Linked DNA regions of Homo sapiens: regions 1, 3 and 4 are each linked to region 2. The links are chromatin loops, found by intact Hi-C in ENCODE. Cell type or tissue: PC-3. All regions are shown on one strand. Links, peaks and the distances in the headings refer to the core of each region. The heading gives the core; the rest is flanking DNA. Region 1 overlaps LOC105377171 (a long non-coding RNA gene). Region 2 has its middle 160 kb from the start of LINC02077. Region 3 overlaps ROBO2 (roundabout guidance receptor 2). Region 4 has its middle 93 kb from the start of LINC02077.

Region 1 (6,471 bases), core at 1,053-5,052, 300 kb after region 2:
TTGAACTCTGATTATCTTTATACTAAAACCTTCAGTGAGTGTAAATTCCTTACTTTTTTTTTTTTTGAGACAGTTTGTCATCCAGGCTGAAGTGCAGTAGCGTGATCTCGGTTCACTGCAGCCTCTGCCTCCTAGGTTCAAGGGATACTCATGCCTCAGTCTCAGTAGTAGCTGGGATAACAGGCATGAGCCACCACACCCAGTTTATTTTTTGTGTGTATTTTTAGTAGAACTGGGGTTTCACCATGTTGGCCAGGCCCATATTGAATTCCTGATCTCAAATAATCCTCCTGCCTCAGCCTCCCAAAGTGCTGGGATTACAGACGTGAGCCACCATGCCTGGTCTACTTTTAAAAAAAATAAATAAATTTCATCATGTGTATTTGAAGTTTACAACATGATATGGGCTACATCTAGACATTAGTAAAATGATTATTATAATGAAGCAAATCAACATATTCATCATCTCACATAGTTATTTTTGTGACTGGAGTGGCTAAAACCTACTTACTTAACAAAAATCCCTAATACAATAAAATTTTATTAACTGGAGTTCTTATGTTGTACATAAGCTCTCTAGACTAATTCATCCTACATATCTGCTCATTTGTACCCTTTGAATTGCATCTTCCAGTTCCTCCCCCGACTCCTGCCCGTGAATAACCACTATTTTATTCTGTATCTCTGTATGTTTGACTTTTTTTTAAAGATTCTGCATATATGTGAGATAATATGATATTTTCTTTCTGTGTCTGGGTTATTTTACTTAGCATAATGTCCTCTGGGTCCATTCATTTTGTGGCAAATGCTGCAACATGTTTTTTTTCTAAACGGCTGAATAATATTCCATTGTTTGTGTGTAAATATGTGTGTGTGTGTGTGTGTGTGTGTGTGTCTGTGCCTATGTATAACATTTTCTTTATCCATTTGTTCATCAGTGGACACTTAGCTTGTTTCCCTATCTTAGCTATTGTGAACAATGCTGCAATGAACATGGAGTGCAGATATAAGGTAGTGTATTAGTCCATTTTCATGCAGTTGATAAAGACACACCCAAGACTGGGTAATGTATGAACAAAAAGAGGTTTAATGGACTCAACAGTTCCACGTGGCTGGGGAGGCCTCATAGTCATGGCAGAAAGTGAAGGAAGAGCAAAGGCACATCTTACATGATGGCAGGAAAGAGAGAAAACTTGTGCAGGGGAACTTTTATAAAACCGTCAGTTCTTATAAGACTTACTCACCGTCATGACAACTGCATGGGAAAGACCCGCCCCCATGATTCAGTTACCTCCCACTGGTTCCCTCCTATGTTATGTAGGAATTGTGGGAGCTACAATTCAAGATGAGATTTGGGTGGGGACACAGTCAAACCATAACAGATGGTGATTTCACCTCTTTTGTGCATATATCCAGAAGAGGAATTTGTAGGTTGTATAGTAGTTCTATTTTTAATTTCTTTAGGATCGCTAATACTGACTGCCATTAATAGCTACACCAATCTATAATCCACCAACAGTGTACAAGTGTTTTTTTTCTTCACACTCTTGTCAATACTTGTTATTTCTTGTCTTTTTAATAATAGCCATACTAACAGGTTTGAAATGATATCTTATATTGGTTTTAATTTATATTTCCCTGATGATGATGATGTTGAGAATCTATTCATATGCCTATTGGCCATATCTATGTCTTCTTTGTTTTTAGTTTTGTAGCCTGACCTTTTGGTGTATTATACAAAAAAAAAATATTGTGAAGGCCAATGCCTAGGAGCTTTTCTCCTGTTTCTCTTCTAGGAGTTTTACGGTTTCAGTTCTTACATTTAGGTCTTTTATCCATTTTCAGTTGAATTTTGTGTATGGTGTAAGATAAGATTCCTAATTCTTTTGCATCTAGTTTTCCTAGCACCCATTTATTGAAGAGACTATCTTTTTCCCATTGTGGTTGTATTTACTACTGTACAATCAACAAAAATTAGTTAACTGCATGGTAGTCCACCCTTATCTGCAATTTTGCTTTCTGCAGTTGCATTTATCTGCAGACAAATGTGGTCTGAAAATAGGCCAGTACAATTTAATAAAGTATTTTGAGAAAGAGAGAAACTACATTCACATACCTTTTATTACAGTATATTATTATAATTGTTCTATCTTATTAGTTATTTTTGTTAATCTCTTGCTGTGTTTAATTAATAAATTAAACTTTTTAAATCGGTATACTTGTATAGGAGAAAACAGTATTATAGAATTTGGTACTATTTGCAGTTTTAGGCATCCACTCGTGATTGGGAACATATTCTTTCTACATAAGAGGGGGACTACTTATATATTTGGATTTATTTCTGGGATCTCTGTTCTGTTCCACTGTCCATTTTTAGTTTGTTCTGCCCTAATCCAGTATGATCTCAACTTAATGACATGTGCAAGGACCCTATTTCTAAGTAAGATCACACTCACAAGTACTGAAGGTTAGAACCTGAACATATATTTTTGGGGGGACACAATTCAACCTACAACAAGTAGTAGTAATAATCATACAGCAAAAGGAATACTACAAGCCAGGTCTGGGCCTCCTTCTTCAGCCTCCTTCTCCATTAATCTCATTGCTCCATCTACCTACTACTTTGCTCAAGTAATTGTATGGGTTAATATTTGCTGCCCTCTGCTCCCAGCCTCTTTGTTTTTAATGACACCCAATCTCTGTTTCTATATTTGTACGTGAATTATTTCTGAATGCCTCATCCCTTTAGGTAGATGATTCATTAGATGGGATGATTATTTCAGCTGCTAACAAGTTTCCTACTTCCAGGTGACCCATCCTGAACTTTACTCACAGCAGTCTGTGAGCAAGTGATACGCATTTCCTCATATGACTCCAGCTCCTAGATTGCTTCTGCCACTCTTTGTCTCTGAGAGGGAATCCCATATAAGCTACAGAGTAAGAAGTCAGCTTAATGTGCATGGAATGTGAAGGTAGATAGAGATTAATTCATACTCTGGTTTTGCAAACGGTGATGTTGGGACACAGAGTTCAGTGGTTCATCTGGGCTTAGAGAGTCACAACCATGCATAGAACCGAGCTTCAGTTTTCTCAATACTCCAAAGTCAAAAGTAAAACAACAGCAAGTTCCATGACTCTCATCCAGCCATAGTAAACATTGCCACTTAATCAGTTAAGATTAACGTTGTTCACATACAACTCTATAATTTATCTCTTCTGAGGAATTGAACAAAATTGTACATCATAGTTTTGCCATTTCTGAGCTGTGTGAGCTCATACATTAATTCAATTCCTAGAATGAAATTTCTTCATGTATAAAATAAGAAAAAAAAATAGCTCATAGTTTGCTTGTGAGAAATAAAGAAACCAGTCTATCTATAATTTTGTCATTGTTACTGTATTAGTCCAATTTTATACTGCTATGAAGAAATACCCAAGATTGGATAACTTATAAAGAAAAAGAGTTTTAATGGACTCACAGTTCCACGTGGCTGGGGAGACCAAAAAATCATGGTAGAAGGCAAAGGAAGAGCAAAGCCACGTCTTACGTGGAGGCAGGCAAGAGAACATGTGCAGGGGAACTGCCCTGTAGACAAACATCAGATATTGTGATACTTATTCATTATCACAATAACAGCATGGGTAAAACCCATCCCCATGATTCAATTACCTCTCACCAGGTCCCTCCCATGACATGTCAGGATTATGGGAGCTACAATTAAAGATGAGATTTGGGTGGGGACATGACCCAACCATATCAGTTATAGAATAACATAGATGTTTATGTTGGAGCTCAGACACACTACCCCAAAATATGGCATCTTGGAAATTGAGAAAACAGCAGAAGCAGAAAGGTTACTCTCCAATCTTTTTCTGACTTTCTGTATGAAAGCTGGCTATAGAGAAATTATGTGACCTCTCTCCCATGAAAATAGGTCAAAAGATTCTCATGTGACAGGTGTCTTGCTCTATATGTGGAGACCAAGAAGAATTTGAACAGGCATGCCTCACTGGGTTCATCCTGAGTTTATTGCCATTAGAGCATATACTACTTTTGCCCAATTATACTACATGACTGTCCATTCTTCATTGAATCTAAGCATGATTTTTTTCCTGTATCTTTTATTCTTCATTTCCGAAGGCTCCCATGTCAGTTAAAACCTTAGCTAAATGAATTTGTTATATTTTTCTATTTTTAATCTGTCTTTTGTTCTAGGGTTGTCAGCCCATGAACCTTGCAGTGGGTGGGAAAAGATAGTATCTTTTCTTCCCTACTCTTAATAAATTGTGTTCCTGCACCTCCCACATAAACATCAATAGAACTGACAATGTCACAGTATTATTCTATTATGCGCTGCTTTGGGCTAAGTTTTTATGGTGTATTTAAATTTGTTTTGTTAAATATGTATGTCTAATATTCCAAAGAATTTTCTTTAACTTCCTTCAACCATATATATTTGTTTATGTGCTTTTTTTTTGTCTTCACTACCCAAATTAGTCATCTATGTTTGCACAGGTTTTATGAGCCAGACCCCTGAGATTAGCCTTTTCCAACTAAGACAACCCAACATTTTTCAAATTAACAGAATAAGGTAGTGCATAAAATTAGAATTGGCACTTTCCCCTTCTTTTAATGTTTAAATCCTCAAAGGTTCCATGAACAGCTAGCGTGAAACAACCTCGAGGCAAAACATCATCATTTAAAATATGCAAAACCTGTCTAGTTGTTGGCCTAACCTCTCATTTCAAGATATAAGGCAAAAGCAGCAAAACCATAGCAAAATGCAAGAAAATAATCTCAAAACTTTTAAGAAGAGTTTGTCTTCTATACATTACAAAGTGCTGACTATCTAATTCACATTCAGCATAATTTCCAAAAACATCATATACCAATGAAGATCAATCTGTCTCATTTGTAATACATAATTATTGAGAACATAATTGCAATAAAGTAGGCTTTTTTTAAAAAAAAAAAGTAATTAAATATATATTTATTCACACTTGAAAGCAGATGATGTACCAGAACTCATTTTCAGAGTAGAGGGAGAACGATATGAGAAAGAAAGAAAATTTTCAAAATAAGGGCCTTTAAATATTGTTACATTCTTTATATGAGCAATGCAACTACAATAATAGAAGAATAATGATATACCAGTGAATGTTTATTTCTTTATAATTTCCCTTCGTAATGGATATCAATTTTCAACTACCCATAAGCTGAATTTAGTACTCAATAAGAATGCTTCAATATTCTTATTATCTTTGACACAAGTATGGTTGCAAAACTTTATGTCTCTTGAAGTTTATAGCAGGTTTCCTGGTTTGAGAAAACAGTATAAAATCTGCTTTCATTGGTAAATTTGATATATTAGGGTCAAGACAAGCTGAGACTGAGAGTGACAGCTTCTGAAGAGTTAAACTTACATATTTTAAGCTTTTAAATAATTAAGCTAGGCATGATGCTTGAGAAACATTGAAAAATGTCACAGTAATTTTGATACATGCTTTTCTAACCTGTAGCACATATCTACTAGCCTTCTCAAAAATATTTTCCTTTTGGTTGGTATTATTTTCTATTTTCTGTCTTGCATTTTTGCATATCAGTCTACTTTCTTGTTCTTTGATGAAATCATGTTACATTTTGAACATATGAAGATGGTACATTTAGAAACAGAGAAAAAGCATTGCCATTGGGGTGCAGTATACACTTTTTAAACTCATTCATATAGCCACTTCACAAGTGTTTGGATGTCTATTGTGAAGTACGTGACAAAACCCCTATTTCTAGAAAGTGATGCTGTATTACTTACTGTTTTCTTGGAAATAATTCCAAGCCCATAGAGAAGCTGCAATATTGCACAAAGAGCTCTTGTGTATCCTTTATCCAGATTTGTAAATTTGTAAATTGTTAACATTCTGCCTCATTTTCTTTATCATTGTGTGCATCTATATGTCTGTATATCTGCACATTTTTTCTTAATGCTTTACTCTTACATGCTTCACAGTGTATTTCCTAAGAACAAGAATATGCTTTCATAACCACTGTATAGTTAAAAACTTGGAAATTTATAATTGGCATAATCTTTATGTAATCTACCAGGTATGCTTCACCTTTGTCAGTAATGCTCTTTATAGCTTTCCTTCCTGTAGTCCAAGATACAGTCCAAAATCACATATTGCATTTCGTTGTCATGTTCTTTGATCTGGAACATTATCTCAGACATACTTTGTCTTTTGTGACAGTTTCTTTTTGTTCATTTCTTTGTCTAGAGACAGGGTGTCACTCTGTCACCCAGACAGCTGTGCAGTGGCATGATCATGGCCCACTGCAGCCTCAATCTCCTTGGCTCAGGCACTCCTCTCACCTCAGCCTCCTGAGTAGCTCAGACAACAGGCACCTGCCACTACATCTGGCTATGTTTTTTTTTTTTTTTTTTTTTTTTTTGCTGGGGGCAGGTAGAGATGGGTTCT
Region 2 (6,471 bases), core at 1,150-5,149:
TTCCTGCTTTACATACCTGACTGTGTCATTTGCCCCTAGTTTTACCTCCTTCACCCAAAAAAGATGTTAGTTTCTTGTTTTAATCCCAGTTCTTTACCTGGTCATCTAAACTTTACAAATGTGCAGCAAGTTTTGGAGGAACTTTCCTCAATGTGTTTACTATTGAGATGTTTTTCTTACCAAATGAGGTAACATGTATATTCATAGGTATGTAGAATGTTTTTCAAAAGCAGGAGTAGTGAAATTATTAGGAAAAAGACTCCACAAACCACAGGATATAAATCAAGTGGACAGTCTGAAATTTGGTGGAAGGTGGCTGGCACATAATAGGCATGTAGAAAAAGTGGTTTATAGGAAGGAGTGGTGTCTTTGTTTGTGCTGTTTTAACAAAATATCTGAAACTGGATAGTTTGTAAACGACAGAAATTTATTTCTTACAGTTCTGGAGGCTGGGAGGTCTAAGGTCAAAGTGTTGGCATTTGACGTCTGGTGAAGGCCTTCTTGCTACATCCTCATGTGGCCAAAAGGGCAAGTGTTGTATCCTCACATGGTGGAAGGCAGAACGACATAGGAGGCCCAGCTAGCTCCTTCCAGACGTTTCTAAGGTGGTTGCTATTTATGAGGGTGGAAGCTTCATGACTTAATCACCTCTTAAAGGCTCTACCTCCTATTTTTTTTTTTTTTCTGAGACAGAGTTTTACTCTGCCACCCAGGCTGGAGTGCAGTGGTGCTATCTTGGCTCACTGCAACCTCCGCCTCCCAGGTTCGAGCAATTCTCCTACCTCAGCCTCCCGAGTAGCTGGAATTACAGGCATGCACCACCACACCTGGCTAATTTTTGTGTTTTTATTAGAGACGGGGTTTCACCATGTTGGCCAGGCTGGTCTCTAACTCCTGACCTCAGGTGATCCACCCGCCTTGGCCTCCCAAAGTGCTGGGATTACAGGAGCGAGCCACTGTGCCCAGCCAGGCCCCACCTTCTAATTCTGTCACATTGGGTCTTAGGTTCCAACATACTAACTTTGTGGAGACACAAACTTCGAAACCATAGCAACTGGGTTAACGAGTTCAGTAGAGGGCCAAATGTTCACACCAAGGGGAGAGAGAGAGGAACATGAGAAGTGAATTCACAGGTCAGGTGGCCTTGGGTCGGTGTCCTGTGTTTATAGTATTTCTTTTCTGACACTTTGCTTCCTAGTTTTAGTATACTCTTTTTCAGGTTTGAAGTCTCTTTATGCTTTTATGGCAGACTTTTAGAATAAAAAAAGTCATCATATTTTAAGCTCCTATTTCAAATTTGCTCACATCAGCCTGTTGGCTCTCTGTCATTATCTGTAGTATTCACCTTAACTATGCATTTGGTGTGTAGAATGAAAGATAATATGGTCCCTATCTAAGTGGATTCACAATCTAATGACAAGGAAGGGACACATATGGCTAATTATAAAACCTACAATTATAGAAAGGGAAAGGTGAAATGGAAGGATGAGACAGAAGTTGTCATGTTTGTGCAGAGAAGTAGTTAGCTGAAGTTGTTAGGCTCTTATAAAAGTGATGGTTCATGAGTTGTCATTTGACGAGAAGTACAATATTGTGAATTAGTTCACAGCAGGAGGCAAACGTAGCAGTAGGGAAGCTCCTGGCTATCATAGTTGTGTCAGAAAGGGGCTACCTATGTTGTCTTTGACTATGGACCTTGAAGGCCTCGAAATGGGAGTGGGGCCAGGAGTGGAGGTGAGGAGTCCTAATGACAACTCTGGCTGGCCAAATAAAAAATTTTATAACAGCTTCAAAGTCAAATCATAATGGATAGCTAAACAAATTCAACATCCAACTTTTAGATTATTAATCATGACCTCAAAATAGAGATTATGATCCCATAACATATATTGATTAGGAGCAATTATCCACCATTGGGCTCTGTGTACTTATTTTAATTAATAATGTAGCATCCTAATATGAAAAGATTGCAAAGTTGTATTTCTATTTGATTTGGCTAATTATGTAATGGAAAAAGAGGTGAACTTAAGTGGATATTGAGAAGAAGGAGAAATTTACAGTTCCTGCAGAAAGCATGGAAACAAGTCGTATACTCCTGAAATTTTTTTCTCCATATATTTTTACCTTCTAAATCCATGCCCCTCATTTATGATCAGCATGAAGTATCTGAAGTGAAATGTTTTATAGTAATTTTATTGTAATTTTCAAATAAGGAATTTTGATAATTTCTTCAATTTTAAATATATAGATACACATACGTATGTCTGTATCTCTATATATAGATATATATATATATACATATAGAGAGAGAGACATATATTCTCCTATGCTTTCTTTGCTTTGTGTACAGTCAAGCCACAAAAGAAGACCATTTTGCAAAGAGAAAAGCCAGAAAATTCCAAGAATGCCTTTATAAAACAGACTTAAAAAAAAAAAAAGCAACTTCATCCTGTCAAGTTACATTACTACAATTACAGTGCACATACATTGAATCAATTTTTTACTGAAGTGTTCTTTACCTTATATAAACACTGCATAAATCCATTAGACAGCCGTCAATTCCTGTAGGGAAAATGCAATACAATTTAGAAGAAAGTAATTTAATATAGTGGACACTGAAAAGGCAAAGTAATGAGAAAATATTTTTATTTTTTCTTTTCTTTTTAAAACAAACTTACAACAGAGTTTACTAAGCTTTGGTTAAATAAAATAATGCAGTAAGAATAAAATAACTTGAACGTCATATCAAATTATTAGTACACTGAAAATTCCCATCAGCTCTTAAACAGAAAGTGCCCAGTAGTAACCTAATCAATCATGGATATTCTATTTAGAATAAAAGATGAATGGATCTAAAGGGAAAAACAGTAGTAAATCAAAAGGAAGAGAGAGAGAGAGGAACTTGATCTCAGTCATAGATCCTGCTGGATTGAAGATGTGAATGAAACTGAATTATGAACTATTTACAAAATTCTTGGTTTCCTCTTGCCAGTTTTGGAATCTTTGTACTCTGTTTTGTGGTTGTAAATTTTGTTTTCTTTTCGTCATACAATCCAAATCAACTTTCCCCACCCTTGTGAAAACCACATTGAGACCCTATTCAGACGATTTATTTTCTTAGACCAAAAAATAACTTTCAGCTTCATTCAACTGACTCACTGGCTGCCATAGCATCCTGGTCCCTGAGTGGGGTCCATGATTAATAGCTCTTATGGGATTAGCGTTCCCACGTCATGCCTCTTCCTTTTCCAAATTCCTCAGTAATTTTGATTCTTTTCTTTGATCCCAAGAGGGCACTAGTTACACATGATCTTGGCTGGTGGCTTTTTCTGTTTGCCCCTCCAGCCAGGCTTCATGGACCCAGAGTAGAGAATCCCCGGCTGTGATGCAGCAGCCTCTATGCATACTAAAGTTTCAATAACTGGTTAACATTTACTGAATGTTTTTTCTGTTGTAGCTCACTGAATTTTTACCAAAACTCTGCAAGAAATATTGTATTATCATTCTTACTCTATGGATGAAAGAAAAGAGGCTAAGAGAGATAAAATTACTTGTCCCCATGCAATGGTTACTGAAAGATGGAGCCAGGATTCTACCTTAGGTAATTTGATTAAACAGACTATTTTTAACCACCACAGTGTTTTTTTTATAGTAGTACTGAGAAGAGAATAATGGCAAAAATAATAAAACAAAAACATAATTTTTACTTATAAAGAGTAAAACCATTTACATGCATGGCTCAATTTTTGTCTTCCTATCATTATCTAAGGAATGTGTTTTATCACCGTCTTACAGGGAAATGCAAGGAAACCATCAAAGAGATACTGTGAAGTGTGCATCTGCTAAGGGCAAATTGAGAGAGAATGACATTGTATCCTTGAAAATTATTGTAGAGATGCCTGAATATGCCCAAACTGCTTTCAGTGAGCAAACTTCCTCTTGGATCTGTGAAGCTTGGAGGAAAAGTCAGAGAACCACGCTGCTCTTATGTAAAACTATCTTATGCTCACTCGTATTGTACCAGGAAGGTTTTTTCCCCTGGGTATATATCGAGATTGTATAGTTACTCCTACTTTCTGTCCCATCTAGCAGGCCCTTCTGGGTTTCACCGAGCTGGAAAGCTCTGATTGTTTTCTCTGTTAGAAGAAAAGATAGATGGGTCATGAGGCAGGACTGCGTTTACCACTTTCTTGACAAGGAACTTCTGAGGATTCCTTAAAGATCTCTTGCTGGGCTCTCTCTTCTGTAGTTCATTTAACAAGAATGGATGCATATCTTCTTTTCGTTGTTTGTTTGTTTTGAGATGGAGTCTTGCTTTGTCACCCAAGCTGGAGTGCAGTGGCGCGATATCAGCTCACTGCAACCTCCGCCTCCCAGGTTCAAGCAATTATCCTGCCTCGGCCTCCCAAGTAGCTGGGATTACAGGCATGTACCACCACACCCAGCTAATTTTTGTATTCTTAGTAGAGATGGGGTTTTGCCATGTTGGTCAGGCTGGTCTCAAACTCCTGACCTCAGGTGAAGAATGGATGTATATCTATTGGTTACTTGTAACTGCTCCCCTGTCCCAGGGGTCCCTTCTAGGCCTTGTAGTTGTAGGTCCATCTGCTCCCTAAGTGGCCTATTAGAGCAGACTCAATGTCCTCAGCCAAACTCTCTCATTCATGGGACACATTTGGTGTGTGAGAAACATTTATGCATATCTTGTTCTAATACACTTTGGGCAAACAGGATGATCCCAATTCAATGGCACATTTCTGTTTCCATCTCCAAACAGTGAGTGCATTTCTTGTCCTTTAGATGTTTCATAAGAGATATGTTAAGCTCCCCTGTATTTCCTGGAAGCCTCCTTGCAGCTCTTCTTTCACTATGGATATTATCTTCATGGTATTTTCTCTCCATAGTAGGCCAAATCTTTGAAGACAGAGTAAATTGGTGGTTCCCCATGCCTGGGGGGTTGGGTGGAAAGGGGAAATGACTGCTATTGGACCCAGGTTTCTTTTTCAGATAATGAAAATATTCTAAAGTTGACTGTGGAGACCGTGGCATAACTCTGTGAATACACTGAAAACCATTGACTTGTACACTTCAAATGGTTGAATTGTATGGCATCTGAAATATATCTCAGTATAGCATATATATATATATAATGCTTTAATAATATATACATATATATGTATATGTAAATATACATATATATATAAAATAAAGAAAAAGGAGACCCCACCATTACAGGTTTATATACCTTGTTCTAATCTTTCAGTTGAATTGTGGACTGGTCACTCTTTGATATTTCCATATGCATATCTCACTAGAACCCCAAGTTAAATTCTTCCATCAAAATTCTTATTCTTAAACTGATATTATCGACATTCTAATCACTGAAGACTTGAAGCTTTTGGAAGAAACTTTGACTTCATCCTCCCAACTTTCCAACAGAATAAACTGGTTACCAAAAAAACAAGTCTTAAGAAATTTCTTTGGTGTTTATGAGTGTTGGGAAATTTAAGCAAAAATGGAAAATCCGTGGTGATGGTAATTTGTATCAGAGCCTCCTTTCAGGGTTATTTATACTTCACCTAAGACATAACTTTCCTTTTTCGCTGAAGTATATATATATCAATATTTGCTAGTGTTTGTAAGCCAAAGTTCTTGACTCAGAGCACCCAGTTTCAAATTCTGCCTCTACTATTCACAATCTTAACCTCTGTGGTGATATTATGTGTTAACTCAACTGGGCCACAGAGTGCCAAGATATTTAGTTAGACTTTATTCTGGGTGTTTCAATGAGGGTGTTTCTGGATGACATTAACATTTAAATGATTAGACTGAGTCAAACATTGCTCTTTATGATTTGGTGGGCCTCATCCAATCAATTGAAGAATTGAATAAAACAAACAAACAGAAACTGACCAAAGTGAGAGATAATTATTTCGTCTGTCTGCCTTTGAACTGATACATCAGCTTTTTTCTTGTCTTCAGAATCAAATTGAAACATTGGCTTTTCCTGGGTCTCGAATCTGCCACCCTTCAGCTTGGAATTTGCTCTCCTGTTTCCCAGGTCTTTGAATTCAAACTAGAGCTAAACCGCGGGCTCTACTGGATCTCCAGCTTATGGACTCATTCTGCAGATATTGGGACTTGCCAGCCTCCATAATCATATGACCCAGTTTATTATAATAAATAGATAAAATAAATAAATGAGTAAACATTTTCATGTTTTTGTTTCCCTGGTGAACCCTGATTAATCCAGATCTTGATACTGAGAGTGGTTCTGAGAAAGAAGATCTTTAAAATCATTACTAGTTTGGGTGGGGAGCAGATACTGGTTTAGCGTGCTTTTTGAGGAAGGTTCTGGGTACTGAGCAGGTGGCTGGATTTAGAGGTGGATTCTATATAGCTTTAGGTAGTGGCTTATGGTCCTCAAGTCTTTCCCCCTGCCCCCAGCTTTATTGAGATACAATTGGTAAA
Region 3 (6,471 bases), core at 1,581-5,580, 880 kb after region 2:
TACACATGGTTATAAAAATTGACCTAAAAAAAGTACTCAGAAAAACATGTTTGGAATTTGGTTGAACAAAAATATTTTTAAATATCTCAAGCTGTTTGGCAAATCTCAAAAATGCCAAGTGATTTCCAAGCCTACTGAAAATACCCTTTGTCTTACACATGAGCCTTTCAAAGCTTGAAAATTGTGTGTGTGTGTATGGTGTGTTTGTGTGGATGTGTCTGTGTGTGATGAAGCAATGGGCTTTGTAATCATTTTCAGGAGTTTCATCTTTAAAAGACAAGAATAACATTGCCCATTTATCTAAGAAATTTGTTATCAGTATTGCAAACATTTATCAAATATTGGTTTAGCTCTATACACAAATAGAGTCCAAAGGCATGCACTTGGTGTGATTAAATGATGACAAACTCATTTGATACACATTTTCTCAAATAGCCCATGTTCTACAGAAAAGCTCTTTTTCTTGATTAATTTTGGAAGAAAGAACAGGTCAAAATGCAAATGTGTTATTCTATTAGCATGGAGGAGCTTCTTAGATTATAAACTTGATCTCATCTTATACCTGATATCAGGGTCTTGAGAGATACAATTAAGTCTCAACTCAGGAGAGCAAGTATGAAAAGTCAACAGCAGGTGAGTATTGCCAAAGGAGGGTTAATGTGCTTGGGACATGAAGGTCATAGTCCTGGGCAGTTGGAAATCCTTGAGTATGTAAAGGTAGGAGGGAACATGGGTGATAGTCAGTGTGGGAAATATGTTTATGGACATGGAGGGAGTCAGATAAAACACTATTTGATACAAGTAATTACATACACTTTTTTTATAATTGTAATATATATGTTACATAGTATTAACATACATAATATATTATATTATCCATAATATAATATAATATATTATATTATCCATAATATAATATAATATATTATATTATCCATAATATAATATAATATATTATATTATCCATAATATAATATAATATATTATATTATCCATAATATAATATAATATATTATATTATCCATAATATATAATATATTATAATACATAATATATGTATAATATAATATATTACATAATATATTATAATACATATGTATAATATAATATATTACATAATATATTATAATACATATGTATAATATAATATATTACATAATATATTATAATACATATGTATAATATAATATATTATATATAAATAAACATATAACATATATATTAGACCTATGTTCTTGTTTCATAATAAAGATCTTAGAAACTAAAATATTCAAGAATGAAAATATCTATAAAATATAGTCCATCCAACCAAGTGTGGATATTATCTAAACAAATGTCAATTTCTCTCCTGACATCCCATTTCCTTACTTACAGATTACCTAGGTCTTAGTCATCAATTTGCTGCATTTTTTCTGAGCTTGTATCATGTTCCTTTAAATTGAGAAATTTTGCCACCAAAAAATGTCTTAAGCATTATGTTAGACAAACCCCACTCCCAATTAGGACTGACAACTTGAAATTGACTTCAGAATGCAACTAGAACTTTTGATTATGCTTAATTCTCCCATCACCAGACCTCTGTTGAAGCGAACTTTCTCAGTGCTACTTCATATGTGAGCACCTCTTCATTATAGATTTTTTTCCAGTCATACAATACAGTGTCAAACATAATTCCTTCCAAGGAACACTATGTTTGGTAGGAAGTCAAAGAAGCACAAAAACATCATTTCATTCGGTTATTCTAGACTATCTTGTGTTTTGTGAATAAGTCTATTATTTATAAGATTATTCATAGTCACGTGTGGAGCCTGGGGAACCAAACCTCATATTCTCTCATTTGATTATTTATTATGGTATAAAACAGTGCCTGCTTAGGACTTGCTCTAGCAAAGTTATTAACAACAAGTCTCCCTCAGCTCTCTCCATTTAAGCCTTCCATACTTGAAGCCCTGTTATCTCCTGATTGCTCAGAACCACTTCCCATGGTGCTATGTGCATGGAAAATACCCGTGCACTGTGCCCAAACTCTTGATCATTTACACTTATCTTCTGTACTTAACTGTCCTTTCATCCGTCTCAAACAAAGGGCCACTTTGTCCTTGGTGTACTCTCTTAGTTTGTTGTACATATTTCCATTAGTACTCATCTCTTTGCACAGTTCTCGGTTCACTTGCCGCTTGCCCGTCTTAGTTGTCCTTGTATTTCCTGCACATTGTCTAAATTATAGCTCATTCTTGGCATTGCTTAAATCCTTTTGTAGTGGTTACATGAATGTGAACGAATAAGTTCAAGTTAAAACTGTAACACTCAACTAATCTCTAGTGCCCTTTAAATTCTAATACTTAAATTTTAACTATCTAGTGATTCTATCGCCTCTCTCTAAAATTTTTCCAGTATCAAACTTTTCTTTTTTCTTTTTTTCTTCTTTTGAGACAGGGTCTCTCTCTCTGTCACTCAGGCTGGAGAGTGAAGTGGCATAATCACAGCTCACTGCAGCTTCGAACTCCTGGGCTCAAGTGATCTTCCTATCTCAACCGCCCAAGCAGCTGGAACCACAGGTGTGTGCCATCATGCTCGGCTAATTTCTTAATATTTTGTGGAGATGGGGTCTCCCTGTGTTGCCCAGGCGGATCTTGAACTCCCAGGCTCAAGTAATCCTCCCACCTTGACCTCTTAAAGTGCTGGGTTTAAAGGCATGAGCCACTGTGCCCAGCCTAAAATATTTCTAATACACAGAGAAGTACAGCAATATGCCCACCACCCAAATTTATGCGATACTTTATAATTCCTTCACACTCCTTTGATAAATTATGGACAGATAGAAAGTCCGGCATGAGGAGGTAACCGCTTGAGTTAACTCCGACCCAATAAATTATGAAAAAAATCTAAAACCCCTTTATTAACTATCTTCTTAGTCAACTAGAATCCTTTCATCTGGAATTGTGTGTTGTATGTGTGGGATTACTGAAGAACAAAATGGACAGTAAAGTACCTTGCCTACTTTGCATACCTAAGATTATGAATTTGGTAACTGAAAAGATTTCTAAACTTTTTAGGAAACTCGATTTTAGTTGCAAGCCACATTCATTAAAATGTGTGATATGTACATTACACATATCAGATAATGTTTTAAAAAGAGATAACAAAAAATATATTTTTTTAAATCGCTTGTAGTCTACAAGTGAAGTACCAGTTTTTGCCACTAGAGGGAAGCTACCTTCAAACGCAACAAAAGTTTTTTTTCTTTTTTCTTTTTCTTTTTTTGCCTGTAGTTCAACAAGTCCTCTCCCTTGTCTGGTCAGATATTTGGCCAACATACAAATCAGTACCTTTCATCAACAATAAATGTAATGACAATGTTTAATTAAATAAGAGCCCTTCTTTTTTTTTTTAAGAGCTAGAAAGAGAAACAAAGAACCATATAACTGGCAACTGCAATTTGCGTCCCTCTAGAGGCAAAAGGAAATCTATAATTTGCCTTGAGAAAGTGGGAAAAGATCAAGAGGCAAAGACAGAAGCAGCGCCAAAGTGCAATCTTATTCCTTTACCATCTGTCACAATCACTGTCATTCCCCAAAGGCCATGTTTAAAAATGAGACAAGAGAGGGCTCCTAAGAACTTGAAAATGGTCAGAGCTCTGAATCACACTGAAATATTAAAACTCAACAATACCAGCCAGCAATTGCTAGAAATCAAGAGTAAAAATGTCTTCCAGTATAAGGCCATGGTGGGGAGAGGAGTTTTAAAACAAGAGGGTAGAGGGTAAGAGAAAGAAAATGATCCCCACATAAGCCTTTAGAAATCTATTTCATGAATGGTGGCTGAATGTCTTGAAGTTTATTTACTTGGTGTAATGAATTAAAATATGCAGCTGCAATTTCAAGAATTATTATACTACCATGATTTGAACAGGTGAATTCATATTCCATGTGATAAATTTCGAATTGTTCAGCTGTTGTATAGCAACAAAAATCAATCAGGCATACAATTGCAGCTGATAAGTCATGGATTGACCACGTTGTTATCTTTTTGGGTTTTTAGGCTCTCTACCACTTGGGGGCAGACTGAACAACAACAGAAAAGGAGGACCAATAGCATAAGCAACTTTCTCAACAGAGTTTCTAAGTGCATTTTCAAATATGAAAGGGTGAATGGAAGCCACCCAACATCCATTAAAATCTGTTTCATATATACCTGGAGAATGCAGACATTATGACATAGCCAGAGTGTCATTTGAATAAGTTCATATTGAAGTTTCATATGAAAAAAGGCATGTTCTATATTGACGTTATTGATAATGGAAAAAGATACAAAAGCGTCTTCTTTGTTATTTTCCTTTCCTCTTCAGAGGCTTCAATTGAAGCTGTCTTACTCATAGCACACTCAATTGTAGTATAAAGTTTCCAGCCAATGGTCCTCAAAAGGACAAATTCTAATGACCAGACAAAGGCCTAGACTACTTAGATATTCAATGTTGTTCTGTCAATCAGCATGAGCAATTGGGTTATCAGTTTGCAGAAACTTTAAAAAGGCCCAAAGACAAATTCTAATCTTACTTAACAGGAGATTTCTGTATGTATGCCTCATCAGTGACTGAAGTCACTGTGATAAAAATCCTTATTTCTGGGCAAGGGAGACATTAAACAATACAGGATGTAAAAGAATGATTAATTCTTTATCCAAAGTTAGAATAATGTATGCATAAAATGAACCAGAGTTCTGTGACTTTATCTTTTACTTTCATTAGATTCAAAGAATGAACTTCCGAACACCTGGCACATAAAGCAATTAAACTCATAATGGACTTAGCCATTGCCCATATTGTCAATATGGTAAGAGCAGATTAAAATGAAAAATAGAAACATAATTACTTTCCAGGTATTGTAATATTGGGTAAGGAGCACAGACTAATCAAAATCATTGACTTGGTCATGTCTCTAGAAGACGGATCTGCCAGATTTAAATGGAGAAATAGAGACTTTGATAGAAGATGGATTAGAACCATTGTCATCTAAGAAAAGAGTCTCAAATGCACTAAAGCAATCATGATGACCTGAAGTACAATAACTTCATAAATAATATTACCTTGACATCGATTTATATAAAATTTCAACCATCTTTAATTTCTCAATCATAGTATGTAGTAGAGATCATTGGCTGGTTCATGGTAGCACTTACAACTTACAGGGCAATTACTGTATCCTAGGCATTGTATTTAGGCATTTCACTTTACATGTATTATCTAATTTAGTAGTTGACCTTGTAAACCCCTTATTTTATAGATGAGAACATCGAGGTTTAAGTAATTTGTGCTAAGTAGTTTGCTCAAGTGGTGGAGTCCTAGTTTGAACCAACTTCAGTTTTACTTTAAAATGTGTGATTTTAATTTATATAGTCTCTTGCTAGTTATAATTCTGGTTTGATAATATTCCAGAACAGACATAATGGCAAATATAAATAACAGAAATACTTGTATTCATAACGTTATCTGTAATGGTAAAACAGTTCCCTGCAGCAGATGTTTCTAATGCATTATCTATATTCTTTTATTTTTTATTAATAGAAGTTGAGAATTGGAAGAGTACATAAGGTGATCAGTCATAAAACTACATTACTAGCTGGGCGTGGTGGCTCACGCCTGTAATCCCAGTACTTTGGGAGACTGAGGTGGGCGGATCGCCCGAGGTCAGCAGTTCAAGACCAGCCGGGCCAACATGGCGAAACCCCATCTCTACTAAAAATACAAAAATAGCAGGTGCCTGTGATTCTAGCTACTCAGGAGACTGAGACACGATAATCGCTTGAACTCGGGAGGCGGAGGTTGCAGTGAGCCGAGACTATGCCACTATACTCCAGCCTGGGCGACAGAGCAAGACCCTGTCTCAAAAAAATAATAAAATTAAAATAAAATGAAATAAAATAAAATAAATAAATAACATAAAATAAAATAAATCACCCCACCTTCTTCGCAATGTGGAGCCTTATATTAAAATGTTGGGCAACTCCCTGCCTTGGCGCCGCAGCCCCCCTAGCAGCCCCCCAGCAGCGCCCCTAGCAGCCCCCCAGCAGCCCCCCAGCAGCCCCCCCAGCAGCCCCCCAGCAGCCCCCTAGCAGCCCCCCAGCAGCCCCCCAGCAGCCCCCCCAGCAGCCCCCCTAGCAGCCCCCCAGCAGCGCCCCTAGCAGCCCCCCAGCAGCCCCCCAGCAGCCCCCCCAGCAGCCCCCCTAGCAGCCCCCCAGCAGCACCCCTAGCAGCCCCCTAGTAGCCCCCCAGCAGCCCCCCCAGCAGCCCCCCAGCAGCAACCAGCAGCCCCCGCAGAGCCCGCCGCCACCTTTGAGCAGAAGACGGCTGTGCCACCCACGTATGCCGATCTTGGCAAATCTGCTAGGGATGTCTTCACCAAGGGCTATGGATTGGCTTAATAAAGCTTGATTTGAAAACGAAATCTGAGGATGGATCGGAGTTTACAAGCT
Region 4 (6,471 bases), core at 1,338-5,337, 63 kb after region 2:
TTTGTGGGATCTAAAAATCAAAGCAATTGAACTCATGGAAATAGAGAGAAGGATGATTACCAGAGGCTAGAAAGGGTAGTGGGGGTGGGAGAAGGTGGGGATGGTTAATGGGTATAAAAAGATTAGTTAGAAAGAATGAATAAGCCCTAATATTTGATAGCACAACAGGGTGACTCTAGTTAATGATAATTTAATTATGCATTTTAAAATAACTAAAAGAATGTAATTGGATTTTTTGTAGAACAAAGGATAAATGCTTGAGGGGATGGATACTCCATTCTCCATGATGTGATTATTACACATTGCATGCCTGTATCAAAACATCTTATGTACTCAGAGAAATATATACCTATGTACCCACTAAAATTCAAAATTAAAAATTAAAAAAAAAGAAAAATACAAAAAAAGAACCAAATGGAAAATCTATAACTGGAGACAAAAAGAAAATGTCATATCTACTGCTTATCATGACGTGAATTACTAGTCATCTGTGGAATGGCTTTCCTTTATTTTATCTCATTTGTTCTTCATAATCATTCATTGGGTTGCCATGATTAGCTTTATTTTAAAGATGAAGGAATCAGGTCTCAGAGAGGAGAGTTTACTTTCCTATGGCAACACAGCTAGTAAATATTGTAACCAAGATCATAAGCCAGACCAGTAACACCAGAAATGATATTCTTTTATTTGTCTTTAACTTTCTGGTTACTACTGATGGAAATCTTTTTTTGTTGTTGTTTTGTTTTGTTTTGAGACGGAGTCTCGCTCTGTCGCCCAGGCTGGAGTGCAGTGGTGCGATCTCGGCTCACTGCAAGCTCCGCCTCCCGGGTTCACGCCATTCTCCTGCCTCAGCCTCCCGAGTAGCGGACTACAGGCGCCGCCACGACGCCCGGCTAATTTTTTGTATTTTTAGTAGAGACGGGGTTTCACCATGTTAGCCAGGATGGTCTAGATAGATCTCCTGACCTCGTGATCCGCCCGCCTCTGCCTCCCAAAGTGCTGGGATTACAGATGTGAGCCACCGCGCCCGGCCTAATGACAGAAATGTTTAACTGTAGTCGATCAGAGACCAAAGCTGATGGAGAAGCCACTGTCTTGAACTTTGAAGATTATTATGCCACAGGAAAAAGAGAGCTCTAGAACTATCCTCAATGTATACAAGGGTCTAAAATGTTATGAAGTCCCATATAAGGGAATATCATTTTATTAGTCAATATATGAGTTTTGCGTAATTTGATTATCGCTAAAATCTACCACCAGAAAGGTGGGGTCACAAAGCTAGATGTACATGAATTAAATATCAGATCAACACATTATACCAACTATTTTGCAATAGCTAGTCATAGCAAGGAAATAACACCAACTTTAGGGGAAAAATCACAGAAATGGAAATTCTCACTACAGCTATATAAACCTTGGGCTTTCTTGGATGGATGGCTCTTGCTCCCACTGCAGATGAGAATGCTCTGTCCACACTTTCCTAGTATTTGAAAAAGCCCAGAACCCTGGGTATCATTCAGATGAGAGCCCTCATACTGAATTCAATTCATGGTGGCAGTGTAGGCATCTATCAGAGAAAGAGAGAGGATAAATACCTATCAGGAAACTTTACCACTGGTTGAGGGACTGTGGGAATAAACCCTACAGGTTAAGTCCCTGTATTCCCCTTACTTCTAGTCCAAAAGAATATATGTGTTTGTGTGTAGATGGAAAAATTTTAGTCTGGTTGATTGGGTAGCTTTTTATATTGAATAACTTTTATATTAAATAGATTTTTGTTATGTCAAATAACCCTATAATAAATAAGTTAGATGGAAAGGCTAATTCTGGTTAGCTTCTACTTATTATGTCAAAGGTAGTGTAATCAATGTGACTCAGCTTATTGTGGATCTTAGATTCCACGTAGTATTGACAAGCTTGAATTGATAATAAAATGCTCTCTCTCAAAAGGGACTAATACACACAAATTGTTGGATACAGTTAATCACATGTTTCCATCAAACCACAAGATTGCCAGGAAATAAAATCCTATTATGTGTCAGGAAGTGGAGAGAACTGGGACTATTTGGCAAATACCATTAATAACTACAGTGAACCAACAGTGAATTTCCTGCCTGAAATTCAGATTGAATGTTGACCATGTGTGAACTCAATTTTTGCACTGACAGGAAGAGTTTTAAGAACTAGATCATCTACCAATATTTTTTCTCATGTTACATTGCAATTTGTTGGATTTCTGATTCCTTCTCTCTTGCAAATGCCTTGAGTGAGTCTACACCCTCTTTAAACAGTTATTTGTTCATCCTAGATAAAGCTCCTTCATAACTTTTCTAGACCAGAATAACATTGTCCAGCCAACCCTGCTGTTAGCCATGCTCCAGCATCCCCATTTCTTCCTCATCTATTTGATTACTGGTTCCATAATGCATAGAATTTCCAAGTTGAATTTTCACAATACTGCTATTTCACATGAATGCACACACCTCAAATAGTATTCTGAAATTTCTGGCAGCAGAGTTGGCCCAGGGGAAAACATTTTCCGTCAGGAAGCACACACGGGGTCACAATCATACAGCTCTGACAGAGAGGTCTAGCAGCGTAGATCATATTCTCCAATTCTGCCATTTCAGCGCTTGCGCTATTTTCCTGCATCCAGAAAGTAGTGGAACTTCACAAAGAAATTGATTCCATTTATAAACTGGGGCACTAGGTCAAATCTGAATACCTGCAGAAAAAGCTATTGAAAGTTTCTTACTTTCCCTCCAGTCAGCAAGAAATCTTAAGCTTTGTGAAGGCTCAAGATTGGTTCTCTATATCTGTGCCTGAATCATCAAGTATTGAATTAGGTTACTTCCTATAGAATTGAGTACAGTTGTTCTTAATTGTACAACTCACTTAAGTCACTCAAATTGTTTAGCAAATTCATCTGTAGCCTCAGCATTCAAAATTAATATAGTCTGAAAATTAAATGTAAAGAGGCTTTTCAACCCATACTTTGAGAATAATAGTTCAATCCTTGATTTTTAGCAGAGCACTGTCTGGTAGAAATATAAAGCAAGGTATGTATGTAATTTTACATTTTTTTAGCAACCACATATATAGTAAAAAGAAAGGGGTAAATTACTTTTAATGAGATATTTTATTTAAGACAGTACATTTAATATTATCATTTCCACATGCAATCAATACAAAATAGTTTGCTGAGATATTTTTATTCTCTTTGTTTGCACCAAGCTTTCAAAATCTTGTGTGACTTTTATACTTACGGCACGTCTCAAATTGGAATAGACACATTTCAAGTGATCAAGAGCCTCATGTGGTTATTGGCTACTATATTGAATAGGGCCCTTCTGGTAGATTTCCCAGGCATTTGAGAAAGCATGTTTGTCACCAGTTATAATTTATCTTTAACTTAATCTTCTTGGGCAAAAGGTCAACATGCCTAATATATGTTACAGTGCCAGCACACATCAAGGGCTCAATAAATATTTACTGAATGTTTTTAAGTTTTCATTTACAAATATTTACATATTCATTCAGCTGCTGCTATGTGCCAGGTACTTTTCTAAGCATTGAGGAATTAAGCACTGACCAAAATAGACAAAATGTTTCCAAGGAGTTTAACTTCTAAAAGTTTGTCCCTTTAAATTGATGACAAATAAAATTACAAAAATATCAAAACAAACCGTACAATAAGTCAATAGCTTGTGTTTTAGATGGACTTCTTGCTCCCTAAATATCTTCTCTGTTAGTCATTTCCACATTCCACCTATTGCACATCACCTATGACTCTCTGACTGCCCAGGATTTTCTACTGCAACATCACGCATGAGCTTGCCGTCTTCAAGCTTCTTACTGTTTTTCAAGCAGAGCAGCTTTTTTAATGTTTCTAGGCCTCTGATCTTCTCCATCTCAGATAGCTGTTAAGTCCTTACTCATAATTCAATGCCAAGTTCAATTAGTACCTCTTTCATAAGCTTCTCTTTGCTCCCAATTTCAGTTTTTTACTCTTTCTTTGTTGCTCACAGACGTTGTGCAGGTCTTTATCATGCCATTTATTTTGGATTGTAATTGTATGTCAATTCTTCCCCCATTAGATCTTTACTTATTTGCTTTAGCTCTTGTAACTTATAGAGAGACTGATATGACAGGTGCTGAAAGAATGTGTGTGGGAAGGATTGATAATGTACCCATTTCCTATCTTAGTCTCTTATATTCATTCCTGATCCAAAAGAAACTGCATTCATGGACTTATGTGCCACAGTGTACCTTCTGATATTTTTGCATCTTATCAGTGTTCCTTCTCATCAGAATTTTAGGGAAATACCAGGAGAAAGACCAAGTCTATTATACCATGTTGGCAGTGTTTTCCTCTTCTTAGGAAAGAATAGCACTTGTATCTAAGTAATAGTCCATTATTTTTAATTTCCCACTTTCATTTTTGGGCATGTTTTTTGGCATCAATATTTCATAGGCTTTGTGGTTTTCCAGTGCTTAATCAGGAAAGCTATTTCTTAACTATTGTTTACAATTTAAATAAAAGTAATAAAACTTTTCCCACCCAGCTCTGAAGGTAGCATTATTCGCACCTCCGCGGAACATTAAATGCACAGACTTAAGCTTTTATCAAGCTCCACTGTGATCCAACTTTATCTGTATATATTTGAGAACCAAGCTGAATGCAATTAGACCACATTGTTTGTATGATATGCTGTATTTTCTGGATTCATGAATTAGCTTCTTCTGGGGATTCAGGGAGTCTGTGTCTGTATTTCTAACACTTTACCACTAGATGATAACACAGGTTTATATACCAAATGTAAGAGTCTGTTCAGTTAAGTGTGTTGAAGCTATACCAGAGACCATAATTCTTTCATTCTTTAGAAAATTATCTCCAAACTACTGAGATATGTTTTAATATCACATATATATTTAATTTATATATATATAAATCATAAAGAAAAAATATGATAGAATATAATCTCCTGATCTGACAATGGTCCAACAGTACATTTTTCCACTATTATTCTCAGTTGTCTGTCTTTTTGTTTTATTTGCTTTCCTTTTCTTGCTTTTATGAAATAGAATCTCAGATTACATTTATAGTCTTTTCAGAAACCACAAGTGTATTTTCTATAGTTAACCAGTTCTCACAACTAAGATTTGAGTTTCCTGGATACAGCTAGAAGATATAGACATTGGAGGAGCTTATGTAGTAGAAATAACAGAAATCAGAATTCTGCCAATTCTTGCCTTAGTAAGCAAATGAATTTAGAAGGTACAAATTCTTTTTCTGTATATTGAGGACCATAAGTTTTTCTTAGAAATGCTGTGGATACAGAAATGAGATAGTACATCAATTAGAAAGTATATAAAATCCTTTATTTGGAGTTCGTGACAGATAAATACTAATTCTCTTGTTAACCCACTTTTCTTTTCCTTTTTCTTAAGGATATGAAAATATTAGTTTTATGGTTCTTTTTCCATCCAGCAATGAGAGCATAAGATGTTTCTTTCAAATTTTTGTCAGTGTATTCTTCCCTATCTCCAAGGAGAATATAGAAAATATCCAAGTCTTCTTTCGATGTGAAACTTGCCACTTAAGACTTTTTAATTATTTCATGTTTCTTTCATATCTTGAAATATATATTTATTTGAACAAGCTCTCTTTGGAGAAAATACCTTAAGCGTAAGAAATTAATCCAGTAGTGGTGATTTCAGTTAATTGGCTACTTAAGGCTATATACTTACGGAAAAACTGGATATCAGTATGTCTTTTTGCTGTTTTCTCAGACTATCAAGCACTAGCAACTCAGGAGAGTACCCAGAAGGCCCTCTTTAAAGTGAGTGATGAAGGAGAAAATGATCAACTGTTCCTTACTGAGGTCAGTAAAGGAAATATTTTAAAATATGAGTCATTCCACGGAGATAAATAGAGCCACATAATACTTGATGACATCAATTTTGCTTTATCAGAGGAGTTAAGCTCACATTGCTTTTACATCTAGTTTGAGTAGAACCTCTCATCTGAACTAGAAGGAGTCATTTCAACTGTAGCATTGAACTAGATATTTTAAAATAAAACTAATTATATGTAATTCACCACATTTCTTTATACTAACCTATATTATTTCTACTCATGCTTATATTGGACATTATGTTTATCAGATCTCTCTCAATTTTTCCATATTTGAAAGATGTCATTTTAAATGAAAGACATAAAATAAACAATGGTTCTATCATTTTCCATCTCTAACAGCAATGGACCTGGTTGTATCACATCCTCACCAATATTTTGGCATTGCCAATCTTTTTTTTTTTCATCTTAACTATTCTAATGCATACATAGTGACATTTCACTGTAGTTTAATTTGCATTTCCCTCATGATTAATGATGTTGGGCACTTTTTCACGTGTTCATTGGCCACTTATGCATCTTCCTTTCTGAAGTGTTTGCTTAAATCTTTTGTC

Evidence for each region. A loop is a pair of places that touch in the nucleus more often than their neighbours do. Peaks named below come from ENCODE experiments on the same cell type or tissue, not always from the same donor. Only the 100,000 strongest peaks of a DNase experiment are listed, where the experiment ranks them.
Region 1: it touches region 2 in a loop (8-fold over the local background); 2 of 110 quality-filtered maps call a loop at or near these places.
Region 3: a loop joins it to region 2, with 2.6 times the contacts of the local background. A loop is called at or near these places in 3 of 110 quality-filtered maps.
Region 4: it touches region 2 in a loop (4-fold over the local background); 2 of 110 quality-filtered maps call a loop at or near these places.

Annotation. Positions count from the first base shown.
Region 1 is chr3:77,902,642-77,909,112 of GRCh38, reverse strand. The region is part of intron 2 of LOC105377171 (a long non-coding RNA gene); the gene reads left to right. Among named protein-coding and RNA genes, the nearest start is that of LINC02077, 140 kb to the left of the region's middle. In PC-3, for the core only: no CTCF peak of the experiment used is centred there; a DNase peak (open chromatin) is centred at 2,802; H3K27ac peaks cover 3,244 bases.
Region 2 is chr3:78,201,926-78,208,396 of GRCh38, reverse strand. No RefSeq gene overlaps it. Among named protein-coding and RNA genes, the nearest start is that of LINC02077, 160 kb to the right of the region's middle. In PC-3, for the core only: a CTCF peak has its summit at 3,295 (motif pointing right); a DNase peak (open chromatin) is centred at 3,246; H3K4me3 peaks cover 496 bases; H3K27ac peaks cover 420 bases.
Region 3 is chr3:77,317,479-77,323,949 of GRCh38, reverse strand. All of the region lies in intron 2 of ROBO2 (roundabout guidance receptor 2), which reads right to left. It also overlaps the pseudogene VDAC1P7. Among named protein-coding and RNA genes, the nearest start is that of ROBO2, 280 kb to the right of the region's middle. In PC-3, for the core only: CTCF peaks have their summits at 3,239 (motif pointing right) and 4,038 (motif pointing right); a DNase peak (open chromatin) is centred at 2,119.
Region 4 is chr3:78,138,783-78,145,253 of GRCh38, reverse strand. No RefSeq gene overlaps it. Among named protein-coding and RNA genes, the nearest start is that of LINC02077, 93 kb to the right of the region's middle. In PC-3, for the core only: no CTCF peak of the experiment used is centred there; DNase peaks (open chromatin) are centred at 2,023 and 3,813; H3K4me3 peaks cover 838 bases; H3K27ac peaks cover 3,921 bases.